2 separate regions of the Homo sapiens genome follow, and region 2 is linked to region 1. Evidence: chromatin contacts called from ENCODE Hi-C data. All regions are on one chromosome and are shown on one strand. The core of a region is the stretch at or near the end of the contact, and the rest is flanking DNA. Distances in the headings are between cores, read along the strand shown. Region 1 holds the start of KCTD13-DT (KCTD13 divergent transcript). Region 2 holds the start of BCL7C (BAF chromatin remodeling complex subunit BCL7C).

Evidence for each region. Hi-C counts contacts between places; a loop is a spot of excess contacts on that map.
Region 2: a loop to region 1 is called in a map with no recorded cell type, with 4 times the contacts of the local background. The contact joins the promoter of BCL7C here to the promoter of KCTD13-DT in region 1. A Hi-C loop is called at or near these places in 1 of 37 single-sample maps with no recorded cell type.

Annotation. Positions count from the first base shown.
Region 1 is chr16:29,922,974-29,930,257 of GRCh38, reverse strand. It overlaps KCTD13-DT (KCTD13 divergent transcript), which reads right to left and starts at 4,035. Exons shown (of 3, transcript XR_001752362.2): 1 at 2,576-4,035; 2 at 2,327-2,491; 3 at 1-1,990. KCTD13 (potassium channel tetramerization domain containing 13) reads left to right here and starts at 4,032. Exons shown (of 6, transcript NM_178863.5): 1 at 4,032-4,468; 2 at 6,899-7,068. The coding sequence starts at 4,225. RefSeq lists a silencer at 4,127-4,366.
Region 2 is chr16:30,891,122-30,898,405 of GRCh38, reverse strand. It overlaps BCL7C (BAF chromatin remodeling complex subunit BCL7C), which reads left to right and starts at 4,329. Exons shown (of 6, transcript NM_004765.4): 1 at 4,329-4,553; 2 at 5,116-5,194; 3 at 5,458-5,566; 4 at 5,659-5,820. The coding sequence starts at 4,462. MIR762HG (MIR762 host gene) reads right to left here. Exons shown (of 3, transcript NR_110942.1): 3 at 3,186-3,858. It overlaps MIR762 (microRNA 762), which reads right to left and starts at 4,503; the gene lies at 4,421-4,503. It overlaps CTF1 (cardiotrophin 1), which reads right to left and starts at 1,792. Exons shown (of 3, transcript NM_001330.5): 1 at 1,738-1,792. The coding sequence starts at 1,762. RefSeq lists enhancers at 1,206-1,255, 2,119-2,622, 2,623-3,128, 4,872-5,201, 4,740-5,372 and a silencer at 4,012-4,491.

The sequences.
Region 1 (7,284 bases), core at 2,786-5,285:
AAAAACAAAAACAAAAAAGAAATGGTGACCTGGGCAAAGTTTACCCAAAGGACATTAGTCTGAGAATACCTTCCGAATTGTACAGTCTCTGGAGCTGGTTGTAGGACACACTTACTGGCTCTTGGTTGCTGGAGTGATTTCTCTGGTTAATTCTGATAACAAATAAGACTCTCGGATGCTAACTAGTTGCACAACCCCTCAACAGTTGGCATCCCTACCTTCCTAGAGGGATAAGTTGTGTTCGGTCACCAGAGATTCAGCAATAATAGGTTTGTGATGCCCTTAGACATCCGAGGCTACACATCCATCCTTTTCTTTTCTTTTTTTTTTTTTTTTGAGACAGAGACTTTTTTTTTTTTTTCTCTGTCGCCCAGGCTGGAGTGCCATGGCACGAACTCGGCTCACTGCAACCTCTGCCTCCCAAGTTCAAGCGATTCTCCTGCCTTGGCCTCCCAAGTAGCTGGGATTACAGGCACCTGCCACCACACCCAGCTAATTTTTTGCATTTTTAGTAGTCGGGGTTTCACCATTTTGGCCAGGCTGGTCTTGAACTCCTGATCTCAGGTGATCCACCCACCTCAGCCTCCCAAAGTTGCTGGGATTACAGGCCTGAGCCACCGCGCCCAGCCTACATCCATCCTTTTTATATCGACTTTGCCTCTTATAGACAAACAATATTCAAAATACTAGACAAGAAAACACCATAGGAATGAGTGTAGAAGGACAGAAAACAATTGCACCAAGGACAAAATAAATATTTGATCAGATAACCAAAAATCCAGTGTGGGGGCCTTATTCCAGGAGTAAAAAAACTGAAAAACCAAATAAACCCAATGCTTGGCAGGGCATGGTGGCTCACATCTATAATCCCAGCACTTTGGGAAGCCAAGGTGGGAGGATTGCTTTGAGCTCAGGAGTTTGAGACCAGCCTGGGTAACAGAGTGAAACCCTATCTCTACAAAAAAATATATATATAAAACTTAACCGGCATTCCTGGGTGTGGTGGCTCATGCCTGTAATCCCAGAACTTTGGGAGGCCAAGGTGAGCAGATCATGGGGTCAGGAGTTTGAGACCAGCCTGACCAACATGGAGAAACCCCATCTTTGCTAAAAATACAAAACTTAGCCAGGTGTGGTGGCGCATGCCTGTAACCCTAGCTACTCAGAAGGCTGAGGCAGGAGAATTGCTTGAACCCGGGAGGCAGAGCTTGCAGGGAGCAGAGATAGCGCCACTGCACTCCACTCTGGGAGACAGAGCGAGACTCTGTCCCCCGCCAAAAAAAAAAAAAAAAATTAACCGGCATTGGTTAATTTTAGTGCCAGCTACTCAGGAGGCTGAAACTGGAGAATCACTTGAGCTGGGAAGCAGAGGTTGCAGTGAGCTGAGTCGTACCACTGCACTCCAGCCTGGTCAACAGAGTGAGACCCTATCTCAAAAAGTAAAAAATGAAAAATAAAAAATATGGCCAGGCATGGTGGCTCACGCCTGTAATCCTAGCACTTTGGGAGGCCGAGGCGGGTGGATCACCTGAGGTCAGGAGTTTGAGACCAGCCTGACAAACATGGAGAAACTGTCTCTACTACAAATATAAAATTAGCCAGGTGTGGTGGTGCATGCCTGTAATCCCAGCTACTCAAGAGGCTGAGGCAGAAGAACTGCTTGAACCCAGGAGGCGGAGGTTGCGGTGAGCCGAGATCGTGTCATTGCACTTCAGCCTGGGCAACAAGAGTGAAACTCTGTCTCAAAAATTAATTAATTAATTAATTAAAATAAAAAGTAAACCCAATGCTTAAGGGTATCAACACAATATCAGAACTCAATTAGCTTCCAACCATCAGCAGGTTGGCACCTCAGCGACATAAGCAGTTTCAGGTGTGCATACAATGACGAGTCAAGGGTCCCAGTCCCAGGCAGTGAGGGCTTCAGCTGAATCTTTGTTGCTCCTCCATTTCTGATAGTACCCTCCAACCAAGGACCACCAGGAAGCACCTGTAGTTGAACAAGGGAGGCTGAACACCACAGACATCTCAGCAAGAACATGTGTGAAAGGACTTATTACAGGATTGGAACTTTCATTAGGGGACTTCCTAGGCGGGTCCAAAAAGGGGGGCATTTGCTCTGGGTTGGATGCTATCAGGAAGTAGGGATAATTCTTTTTGGTTATCTTAATAATTCTTATCTAGAAGATGGGAGGAATGAATCAAGCTAAAACTGTACTTGGTAAAGAAGCAGCAGTGGCCAGGTGCAGTGGCTCACACCTGTAGTCCCAGCACTTTGGGAGGCCAAGGTGGGCATATCACCGGAGGTCAAGAGTTCAAGACTCACCTGGGCAACTTGGTGAATCCCCGTCTCTACTAAAAATACAGAAATGATCTGGGCATGATGGTGGGTGCCTGTAATCCCAGATACTCTGGAAGCTGAGGCAGGAGAATCGCTTGAACCTGGAGGTGGAGGTTGTGGTAAGCCAAGATTGCATCACTGCACTCCAGCCTGGGTAACAGAGCAAGACTTCATTTCAAAAACAAAACAAAACAAACAAAAACAACAACCAAAAAAAAAGCAGCAGTAACTTACGCTGTGGGAGAGAGGATTGTGTTGGTAATTTTTGTGGTTTGGACAATGTTCTTGTTTCTGTATTGAGGCTTTATTATGGAATGGTCTTTTTCTAGATCAGTCAGAGAGTGACCTTGTCTGATGTTTTTTGTGAAATTATTTTGCTCAACAGGACACCACCATGGCCGTGCTGTTGGTGCCAGGTCAGCTCCTAGCAACATCAAGGCTTCTGGAGTGAGGGTGCAAACCAGCTCCCAGCTGGCAGCAGTTGCTTTTCTCTTTTACACCGCCACACTCGAAATCAGAAAATTGGCAACCCCTTTGGTAGAACATGAGCTCCCGGTCACTACAGGCCCATTTATACCCAGTAACAGGCCCAGGTCACACATTTACACTCCGACCTTCCTCCTGCGTGTGCATCCCTTACACCAACCACGCCCAGAGAAAAGTCACTCGTCTAGCATCTCCCAGGGACCTGCTGGCAGGGCTGAAGATAGAACTCTGACTCTGTGTTTTCCCTCCAGCAACCCCCCTTGCTAGACATTAAGACAGATTGTTAAATCCCTGATGTATCGGCTTCTAAACTGGATGCAGATCGGGTCAGATAAAAACACTTCTCAGTGCACCTTCTTGTCAACAGTGGGTTCCTATCTATTCTTCTTTCTTTTGGGATTGGGTGCTAGGTCCCACGACATTAGCTGGGATTCTAAGACCTTTGCTCAGCTGCTGCGGCCACCACTGACACGCCCTCTGCTCCTCAAATACGGAGAACAGTTCAGTGTTCCTGCCTGAGGATCTCTGCATTTGCCTTCCCTCTGCCTGGAACTCTTCCCTCACATCCGCTTCCCAGCTTCAGCTCGGCATCACCTCCTCAGAGAGGCCTTCCATCCTTGGTGCCCGGGCACCACTGCTACCCGTTTTGGCCTCTGTTTTTTTTTTTTTTTTCAAAGGACGTTATGTTGCCCAGGCTAGAGTGCAACGGTCCGATCACGGATTACTGCAGCTTCCAACTCCTGGCTTCAAGCGCTCCTTCTGCCTCGGCCTCCCGAGTAGCTAGGCTTACAGGCTGGGGTTACAGGTGTGAGCCACAGCGCCCGGCCGCTTTGGCCTCCTTTAAGAGCTTCCCTCCGCGCTTTGTTCGCAGTTCTGGTCACAGTCTGTTCAGTGCGCGGGGCTGGGAGGCGGGAAACTGCCCAATGCCCAGACCTCTCTGTCTGTTTCCCCTCAAGCTCGTGAAGCTCTCTGACAGCAGAGACCCAATCACGAGGTGGAGACTTCGCTTTCCACATCGGGCAGGGGGTCGGCCGCATCCTCGATCTGGTCCTGGTGACTCGAGACCAGAGAGGAGCGCACGTCGACCCGCCCGGGGAACCCGCAGGCCACACGCCAAACCTCTACGGGATCCCCCAGCGAGGCCACTGCGCATGCTCCATACTCGCAGCCCCGCCCCCATTCAGGGGCGGGGCCGCGCCTGCGCAGCTGCCCGGCGCCGGCTTCCGGGTGGTGCGAGCGAGATGGGGCGGAGGGCCGGTCTTGCAGAGTAGCTGCGGTGAGTGGGCGTGTGCGCCGAGCGGTCTGGCCCAAGGGCTGGGGGCCGGCCGAGGGTCTTCGGGAGCAGGCCGCAGGGCGCGGAGAGATCCTGGGATCGCCGTCCGCCGCTGCTACCCGGCATGTCGGCGGAGGCCTCGGGCCCGGCTGCCGCCGCGGCCCCGTCCCTGGAAGCCCCCAAGCCCTCGGGTCTCGAGCCTGGCCCCGCCGCCTACGGTCTCAAGCCGCTGACCCCGAACAGCAAATACGTGAAGCTGAACGTGGGCGGCTCGTTGCACTACACCACGCTGCGCACCCTCACGGGACAGGACACCATGCTCAAAGCCATGTTCAGCGGCCGCGTGGAGGTGCTGACCGATGCCGGAGGTACGAGCGGCGCCCCTACCGTGCCCCCACCCCAGACCCCCAACTCCCGTTCCCCGCAGTCTCTCACCACCGGGGCTCCTCATGCCCCTTCTCTCTGCCCGCTACTGTCCAGTCAACTCATTCTCAGCTCCCTCCAGCCCCCACATCCCATCTCCTCCCCTTTCTCATTCATAATTTCTCTTCTCCTCCCCCAATCCTTTACCCCCAGCAATAACCAACACTTACGGAACCCCTAACTGCCAGGCGCTGTGGTAAGTGATTGAACGTGTCAGTTCATAATCCTCATGACCACCTCTCCCACCCTTCACCCCTCAGCTCAAGACTTGGGAACTAGCCCTGCTGCCTGCAGTACTACTCCTGGCAGCCTTCCTCAGTTTCTTCCGACTGCCCAGCCTTTTGTTTCCCTCTCTGCTTCAGAACTGCTCACAGCCAGCCAGGAGAGCTGGGAGATCTTGTTTGCCTCTGTGTTCCCCTGACACAGGTCCCTGTACACTCTAGGAATCCACCTGTATACACACATTGCAGAAGGAGGCTGCTTTGGGTTTGCCAGGGACACCAGAGTGGAGGGTGGACAGGTCTCCTTGGCAGGTGAACCTTACCTTCTTGGAGTGTTGCATTCAAGTATGGACCCTTCGTGCCCAAGTGAGACTTTGAAGTTTTGGAGTTTGGGAGTGGGAGAGTCTTAAGGGAGGGGTTAACGAGGACTGTGAGAGCAGGAGAATAAAAATTTGAGAGGCGGAGATCTGCCTTCAAGTATCAAAGGTGAAGAATTCGGCCAGGTGCGGTGGCTCACGCCTTTAATCCCAGCACTTTGGGAGGCCGAGGCGGTGGATCACCTGAGGTCAGGAGTTCGAGACCAGCCTGACCAATATGGCGAAACCCCGTCTCTACTAAAAATACAAAAATTAGCCGGGCGTGGTGGTGTGCGCCTGTAGCCCAGCTACTCGGGAGGCTGAGACAGGAGAATCGCTTGAACCTGGGAGGCGGAGGTTGCAGTGAGCCGAGACAGCGCCACTGCACTCCAGCCTGGGCGACAGAGAGAGACTGTCTCAAAAAAAAAAAAAAAAAAGGGAAGAATTCATTTGTCCAATAAGTATTTGTAAAATATCAGTTAGTGCTGGAGATAGGTAAATGAACCTGACAAAATTATGGAAATTCCCTTTTTTTAGGGAAGTGGGAGATCAGAAGACCAATAAGCAAGTAAACAAAATGTATATGCATATGCAATTGCAGATAGTAGTAAGTTCTTTCTTTTTTCTTTTTTTGATAGTAAGCTCTATGAAGAATATAAAAGTTAAAATGGCAGTGAACTGGACGGGGGGAGGTAGACATTTTAATTAAATAGGATGGTGAGAATTAACTTCGGGGGTTAACAGTTTATTGATAAGGTAATTCTGCAAGAACTTTCTCATGGTGAGAGCCTTCTGACTGTAGACCAGATATGGATGAGTTAATTATCTGGTTGAATATGTATAAAAACTTAAGGGAGAACTCGCTGGAGATGTTTTAAAGAGATTTCTTGGCTGTGGCACAGGTTTGAGACAGATCAGTATTCAGACTTTTTTGTGGCTTTGGAATCCTTTTTCTTTTCTTTTCTTTTCTTTTCTTTTTTTTTGAGATGGAGTTTCACTCTTGTTGCCCAGGCTGGAGTGCAATGGCACGATCTCGGCTCACCGCAACCCCCACCTCCCGGATTCAAGCAATTCTCCTGCCTCAGCCTCCTGAGTAGCTGGGATTACAGGCATGCGCCACCATGCCCGGCTAATTTTGTGTTTTTAGTAAAGACGGGATTTCTCCATGTTGGTCAGGCTGGTCTCGAACTCTTGACCTCAGGTGATCCGCCCACCTCGGCCTCCCAAAGTGCTGGGATTACAGGCGTCAGTCACCGTGCCCGGCCTTCTTTTCTTTACTTTTCTTTTTTTATTTTTTTGTTTTGAGACGGAGTTTCCCTCTTATTACCCAGGCTGGAGTGCAATGGCGCGATCTCGGCTCACTGCAAACTCCACCTCCCGGCTTCAAGCGATTCTCCTGCCTCGCCCCCCCCCGAGTAGCTGGCACCAGCCACCAAGCCCAGCTAATTTTGTATTTTTAGTAGAGATGGGGTTTCTCCGTGTTGGTCCTGCTAGTCTCAAACTCCTGACCTCAGGTGATCTGCCTGCCTCAGCCTCCTAAGGTGCTGGGATTATAGGCATGAGCCACCGCGCCTGGCTGGAATCCTTTTTTCTTATAATTTAGGCCAGGTTTGGTGGCTCACACCTATAATCCAAGTACTTGGGAGGCCGAGATGGGAGGATCACTTGAGCCCAGGAGTTCAAGACCAGCCTGGGCAACATAGTGAGACTCCATCTCTACAAAAATTTTTTTTTAATTTAGTAGCTCCAGGTCCCGCAGCAAAGCCATCTTTCCCCCTGCCTCTCCCCACCCCACTAGGTTGGGTGCTGATTGACCGGAGCGGCCGTCACTTTGGTACAATCCTCAATTACCTGCGGGATGGGTCTGTGCCACTGCCGGAGAGTACGAGAGAACTGGGGGAGCTGCTGGGCGAAGCACGCTACTACCTGGTGCAGGGCCTGATTGAGGACTGCCAGCTGGCGCTGCAGGTGAGGGCCTTCGGAGTCCCCATGCCTATGTTCCTGGGAGAGCTGCCCAAGCAGGTATTAGAGCAGAAAAAAGGAGATATGGGGTATGGCTTGGAGAGCCTGGCTTTGGCTGGCCATAACCCCAGAGAATTTGAGGTGCCATCTTCTGCATCCCTGCCGCCTCAGGCAGCACCCCCACCCCAGCCTCATGCCAGGACCTTTGCAATGGTTAAATAG
Region 2 (7,284 bases), core at 3,080-5,579, 970 kb before region 1:
ATGAGGCGGGCGGATCACTTGAAGTCAGGAGTTCGGGACCATCTGGTGAAACCCTGTCTCTACTAAAAATACAAAAATTAGTCAGGCATGATGGTGGGTGCCTGTAATCCCAGCTACCAGGGGGCCTGAGGCATGAGAATCGCTTGAACCTGGGAGGAGGAGGTTGCATTGAGCTGAGATCAGGTCACTGCACTCCAGCCTGGGTGACAGACCGAGACTTCGTCTCAAAAAAAAAAAAAAAAATTGTCCAGGCGCAGTGGCTCACGCCTGTAATCCTAGCACTTTGGAGGGCTGAGGCAGGTGGATCACGAGGTCAAGAGATCAATACCATCCTAGCCAACATGATGAAACCTCATCTCTACTAAAAATACAAAAAAAAAAAAATTAGCTGGACTTGGTGGCACACGCCTGTAGTCCCAGCTACTTGGGAGGCTGAGGCAGGAGAATTGCTTGAACCCAGGAGGCAGAGGTTGCAGTGAGCCAAGGCCACTGCACTCCAGCCTGGCAACAGAGAAAGACTCCATCCCAAAAGAGAAAGAGAGAGAGAGAGAGAGACGGAGTCTTGCTCTTTCGCCCAGGATGGGGTGCAGTGGTGCAATCTTGGCTCACTGCAGCCTCGACCTCCTGGGCTCAAGCGATCCTCCCGCCTGGGTCTCCTGTGTAGCTGGGACTACAGGCATGCGCCACCATGCCCGGTTAATTTTTGTATTTTTTTGTAGAGACAGGGTTTCGCCATGTTGCCCAGGCTAAAAATGCATAGAATCTTATGGGACCTCCATTGTCTGTGCGGTCCACCTGTTGACCAAATGTTGTTATGCAGTGCATGACTGTACTGCCTCCTCAGTGAAGCCTCCAGAATCACTTCTCCTTTATAAACGAACTCCTTCCTTTGACTTAAGGCCATTTGCATGAGTTCCAGGGTAGCTCTTTTAACGGCTTTTCTGTGTGTATCTGCCTTAGCCTGAGAGCCCTTTGAAGACAGGGCTTACATATTTCTACCTCAGTGACTGCTAGTGGACTTCAACATCATCGAAGTACAGAACTTCATATCAAAATGTGCCTTGAAGGCCCATTTTACAGATAGGGAGACTGACTTCCATTTCCATTTCTCTCCCTGATGCCCCATCCATGCAAGGCGCTGGCCTGGCTAGTCAGCGAATCAAGGTCCGCAAGAGCCAGTGTCTGGCGCCCCGGGAGGGACTCCATTTCCCGAAACGCACAGCGCGCGCCCGATGCGTGCTGGGGAATGTAGTCCTGACCCGGTGCCCCGCCCCCGCCCCACCCCCGAAGTTTCCCAGCACCAGTCGCGATCCTCAGCAGCCCAGACTTTCGTCTCCTGTTGTCACTCACTACTTCCTGTGACTCCAAGACTGCCTTCCCTTACTCTACCCCTTCCTTCAGCCCCCCAGCTCTGATTCTTTCCCGAGACTCAGTGGACGCAGGGGTCCTGCCCCAGCCCCGACCCCAGTCCTCCCCCTGGGTGTACTCGAACCGGTGATCTAAGCCCTGAGCCCAGGTCCCTGAAACCTCAGCCCCAGGCCTCCTCTAAACCCTAGCGCCTGCTGTTTCTCACAACTCACCCGCTCACTCGTTACCTGACACCGGAGCCCTGCCCTTCCCCGCCAAGGCCGCTCCCCTCCCGGACCCGGGGGTGGCGGAAACCCAGACCCCCAGCTCCCAATCCCTCTGACTCCTGCGCCCCTCAGCGACCCGGCGTCCGGTCCCTCAGCCCCTTACCCAGACTTCCCTCCCTCCGGCTCATGCTGGCCCCTGGCTGATCCCGGCTCCCTTCACGCCCCCCTTTCGAGGGGGGAGAAAGGGGAAAGGGCTGGGGGCGTGGCCCGGGCGCAGCCAATCAGAGCCCAGACCCCAAACATTTCATCCTACCCCCCCTTTTGAGACAGGATTCCTTGGCCCTGAGCTCAGCTCCTCGTCCGTGGGGCCTAGTGGGGGAAGGGGCCCGAGGGGGAAGGCAAGTTGTCTGCCGGGTGGACAGGACCTCGGGGCTGGGGGTGTCAGGGCCTGGGAGGCAGCCCAATGTTCTGCCGCGGGCTCAGGCTTGGACCTGAGGCAGCGGCTGCTTTGGGTGTAAAGCTGAGGAGACAGGAGAGGGAACTGCCGGACTGGCAGGACAGGAATGCGCAGGCCCTCTCTCTAGTCTGGGGCGCGGCTTGCGAGGGAGGCTACGATGGGGGCCGTCAGGCTTGGGGCATGTTTGTCCAGACATACATCTCCTGGCCTATCTTAGATGGCTTCCAATCTCATTGTCACACCCACCAGGAGGGAGACAGATACACTGCTCTCCTCTTCTTAGCAGGCCTAGTAACAATCACACCCCGCCCCCCACCCCCAGGAGAACAAGCTACAGAGACCTGGACAGGAAGTCACACCCATACGTCAACCCCATTAACCTGGTGTAGACGGAAAGGAAGGCACATAGGGATGATCCATACTTGGTTTCTGGCCCCCGCGAGGGGCTCGCGGTCTGTCGAGGAAGCCCATAGACAACAGAAGCTAATGGGGTTTGTGAATGAAGACGAGGAGGCCCGTGTGTGTGTGCGCTTGCGTGTGTCTGCGTGTGTGCGTGCATGCGGACGTGTGTGCGTGTGAGCATGCGTGTGTGCGAGTGGATTTGTGTGCGTGTGAGTGTGCAGGTGTGCGCGTGTGTGCATGTGCGCGTGCATGTGTGTGCGTGTGTTCGTGTGAGTGGGTGTGTGTATTGCCGTGAGCAATTGCTGGAATAAAAGAAGAAAGAGTTTAACTGGAGAGGGCACAGCAGATAGAATTGAGCCAGACAATTGGTAGGGCCCACAATCACATGTGTATTAACTGTAAATATTTATTGGGCATTTACCATGTGCTGGGCACTGTTCTAAGAGCCATATGCACATTAACTAACTCCTGTGTTATAGATGCGGAATAGAGAGAAGTGACTTGTCCAGGGTAACACAGTTAGGTGTGGCACAACTGGGATTTTACCTAAGCAGCTTGGCTCAAAAAAATGCTGTCTTAACCATGCTCCTAACCCCTTATACCCTTAACCTCTGGACATGGTCACGCCCAAATTCACAGACACAACAGCCACACCTTGAAACACACACACACACACAACAGCAGCACAAATTTTGACATGGTCTTATCTGCTGACAAGCCAGCCTCAAATAAAGTCAACAAAGACACACTCATTTTATTTAAGTAATGTACATTTTATTTAAGTCATGTGATGGATTTTCACAGAATACATATGCCCAGGGAACCAGCACCAGATTACACAACAGAACTGGATCAGCTCCCAGAAGCTCTCCCCTCGTCCCCTCCCAACCCTAAGGGCGATCACTATCTTGACTTTGGTGCACTATAAATTAGTTTTGTCTGGTTCTGAACGTAATACACCTGGAACCATCTAGTATGTACTGTTGCATTTGGCTTCTGTCACTCAAGATTTCATCATGCGACTTGTCTATGTTGCTGTGTGTAGCCGGGCATGTCAATCCCGTTGCTGTGTCTATGTGCATGGTAGTGAGTAGGGCATCATTCATTTTCCATTCTGTTGATGGGTTATTTCCAGTTTGGGGCTGTTATGAAAGGGCTCTGAACATTCCCATGCACCCTCTTGATGCTCACACCTACACATTTCTGCTGGGTGTTGACAGCCTAGGAGTGGAACTGCTGGATCACAGAGGTGGCATATGTTCGGCTTCATTAGAAAACTGCCAGTTTTCCAAAATGTCTCTACCAATTTACACTCCCCCAGAAATACAAGAGAGGTCCAGTCGCTCTACTTTCTCGCCTCCACACGGTGCGGTCTTTTTCACTTTAGCCATTCTGGTGGTGGAGACCCACTCGTATTCGCAGCGCCTGGAGCGTAATTGGCACTCAGTTAACAAGACTGTTGAATGAATGGATGACTGAGTAAGTTGGGCGGTGTAGACCAACAGCCTGGCGAGGGCGGACACACGCACGCACTCCACACACAGCGTTTCGCGGACACCCACCGCGGCTCACGCAGCGCAGGACACAGACCCTGTCGCGCACCCCGCGCCCACGTGGTCTGAACACACGGCCTCGGCCCTGCCTCGCGCGTCCGGTCGCAACTCCCGCTCTCCGTCCCCAACTCGCGCGTCCGTCCCCAACTCCCGCTCTCGGCGGCGGGCAGGGGGCGCTGAGCGTCCAGGCGCTCCAAGGGGGCGGGCCCGGGTCGGGGCGGGGCCGGCCGGGCTTCCAGGCCTGGGCTCTGGCCGCCCGCGCCACCGGGCCGCTCCGGGGACAGGCCGGGGCGGGGCGCGGCGGCAGGAAACGGGGCGGGGACTTGCGGAGGCGTTGGGGACGAGAGAGGGCGCGGCCAACTCCAGGGGGGACGGCAGGCCGAGAGCGCGGCGCCCGGGCCTGGCGCGGAGCCTGAGCCCGCCGGACGGGAGGCGGCCCCGCCGCGGGCTCGGCCCCGGCCCCAGCCCCGCCAGCATGGCCGGCCGGACTGTACGGGCCGAGACCCGGAGCCGGGCCAAGGATGACATCAAGAAGGTGATGGCGACCATCGAGAAGGTCCGGAGATGGTGAGCGCTGCTCGGGGGCCAGGGACGGGACACAGCGGGACCACCAGCACCAAAGGCGTCTACGCTGCCCTCGCCAGCTCTGGGCCCCGGGTGTTCGGTGTATCTCCACCCACTAGCTTTGCCCTGGATCCACAGGGCTCTGTCCCCGTTCGCCTGGCTACTCCTGGGGGTCTACAAAGCGTGATCCCCAGCCGTGTCCTCCCAGAGCGGGAGCCCCCTCTTGTGCCCCGCCCCCTAAAGCTTTGACACCCCTCCTGCAGGTGCGCCCCAGGATCTGCAGGGCTCTGATCCCGGGCCAGGCCCATAGCCACGCCCCCCATGTGTGCCCCAGGGGTCCGCAGAGCCAGGGCCCCAAATCATATCCTCTCTCTAGAGGCACCCACCGCCTATGCCCTGGGGTTTGCAGGACTCTCTTCCTCCATGTAACTATGCCCCATTAGCAAAACTGTTGCTATCCTCCTGTGCCTCCTCAACCTCTGCAGGTACCCCCAGATGTGTCCAGCTCCTAGGGGGGTGGGTCTCCCCTCAGGCCTCTCTGACCCAGCCCCCCACCCTCCCACAGGGAGAAGCGATGGGTGACTGTGGGCGACACTTCCCTTCGTATCTTCAAGTGGGTGCCAGTGGTGGATCCCCAGGAGGAGGTGAGCAACCCCCATTCCCACAAGGCCCTGCATCTGTGCAACCTCAGGCAAGTTCCTCCCCACGCTGACCTCTACCTCCAGCTCCCCGAGACCTCAGATGCAGCAGGACAGACGGGAACCATCATTAGCAGCTCCTCCCCTTTTGCCCTCTTTTCTGCTCCACACCCCCTGAGTTTGAGCCCTTTTGCTTCTCAGTGCCTCAGTTTCCTTAGGTGTATGGTGGGGCTTTCCAAGAGCTCTGACCCTAATCCTCTAACCCCCAGGAGCGAAGGCGGGCAGGTGGCGGGGCAGAGAGATCCCGTGGCCGGGAACGTCGGGGCAGGGGCGCCAGTCCCCGAGGGGGTGGCCCTCTCATCCTGCTGGATCTTAATGGTAGGTAGGGATCCTGAAACGCGGGGGGCTGTGGGGACTGAAGGAGTGTACTAGGGATCTCAGGCCAACCATCTCGGCTCTTGCTCCCGCAGATGAGAACAGCAACCAGAGTTTCCATTCGGAAGGTTCCCTGCAAAAGGGCACAGAGCCCAGTCCTGGGGGCACCCCCCAGCCCAGCCGCCCTGTGTCACCTGCCGGACCCCCAGAAGGGGTCCCTGAGGAGGCTCAGCCCCCACGGCTGGGCCAAGAGAGAGGTAGGACCAGGTACCTCCCAGGAGCTCTCTCCTCTAAGTCCTGTCTTCTCCAGAGTCTAACCTACCAGCTCATCCCTATACCTGCTCCCCGTCTTGTGCACCCTCCTCAAGGCGCCTTCCGACTCCTGCAGAATCTCCCTGTAGCTACAGTCTCATTCCTCTGGTCTCTTAGAATCTATACAGACATATCACTGTCTGAGATTTTCATGTAAATTAATTTTTTACTAGTTTATCTTTCTCCTCACTCTCATGTCAGTTTCCTGAATGTTGGGCCCATATTGATCCTTTTTTTTTTTTTTTTTTTTTTTTTTTTTTGAGAAAGGGTCTCGCTCTGTCACCCAGGCTGGAGTAGTATAGTGGTGTGATCATAGCTCACTGCAGCCTTGAACTTCCTGGGCTCAAGCGATCCTCCCGCCTCAGCCTCCCAAGTAGCTGGGACCACAGGCATATGCCACCACACCTGGCTAATTTTTGTATTTTTTGTAGAGATAAGGTTTCACCATGTTGCCCAGGCTGGTCTCAAACTCACTTGCTCAAGCAGTCCTCCACCTTCAGCCTCCCAAAGTGCTGGGATTACGGGTGTGAGCCATCACACCCACACCCGGCCCTCCCCCCCCTTTTTTTTAGAGACAAGGTCTCTGTCACCCACGCTGGAGTACTCTGGTGCAATCATAGCTCACTGCAGCCTCAAACTCCTGGGCTCAAGGGATCCTCTGGCCCCAGCCTCCCAAATAGCTGGGACTCAGGTGTGTGCCACCATGCCCAGCCAATTCTTAAATTTTTTGTAGAGGTAGGGTCTCGCTATGTTGCCAAGGTTGGTTTTGAACTCGTGGCCTGAAATGATCCTCCTGTCTCAGCCTCCCAAGGTGCTGGGATTATAGGCGTGAGTCACTGTGCCTGGCCCTATGTGATCTTGTTCACTACTGTATCCTCAGAATAATATGGGACACATAGTAGGTGCTCAGTAAATATCTGTTGAGTGAATAAATAATAGTGATAGTCATAGGGGTGATTAACAATAATAGGAATAACAACAGCTAGTATTTATTGAGCTCTTACTGTGTGCTAGGTGCCCTGGTAAACACTTTACGTGGTTGGGTTTTTTTCTTTTCTCTTTTTCTTTTCTTTGAGAGAGTTTCGCTCTTGCCAAGGCTGGAGTGCGACGGCACAATCTTGGCTCACTGCAACCTTCACCTCCTGGGTTCAGGCAATTCTCCTGCCTCAGCCTCCTGGGTAGCTGGGAATATAGGCATGAACCACCATGCTCGGCTGGTTTTGTATTTTTAGTAGAGTTGGGGTTTCGCCATGTTGGCCAGGCTGGTCTCAAACGCCTGACCTCAGGTGATCTGCCCGCCTTGGCCTCCCAAAGTGCTGGGATTACGAGCCACCACGCCCAGCCTTTTTTTTTTTTTTTTTTGAGATGAAGTCTTGCTCTGTTGCCCAGGCTGGAGAGCAGTGGTACGA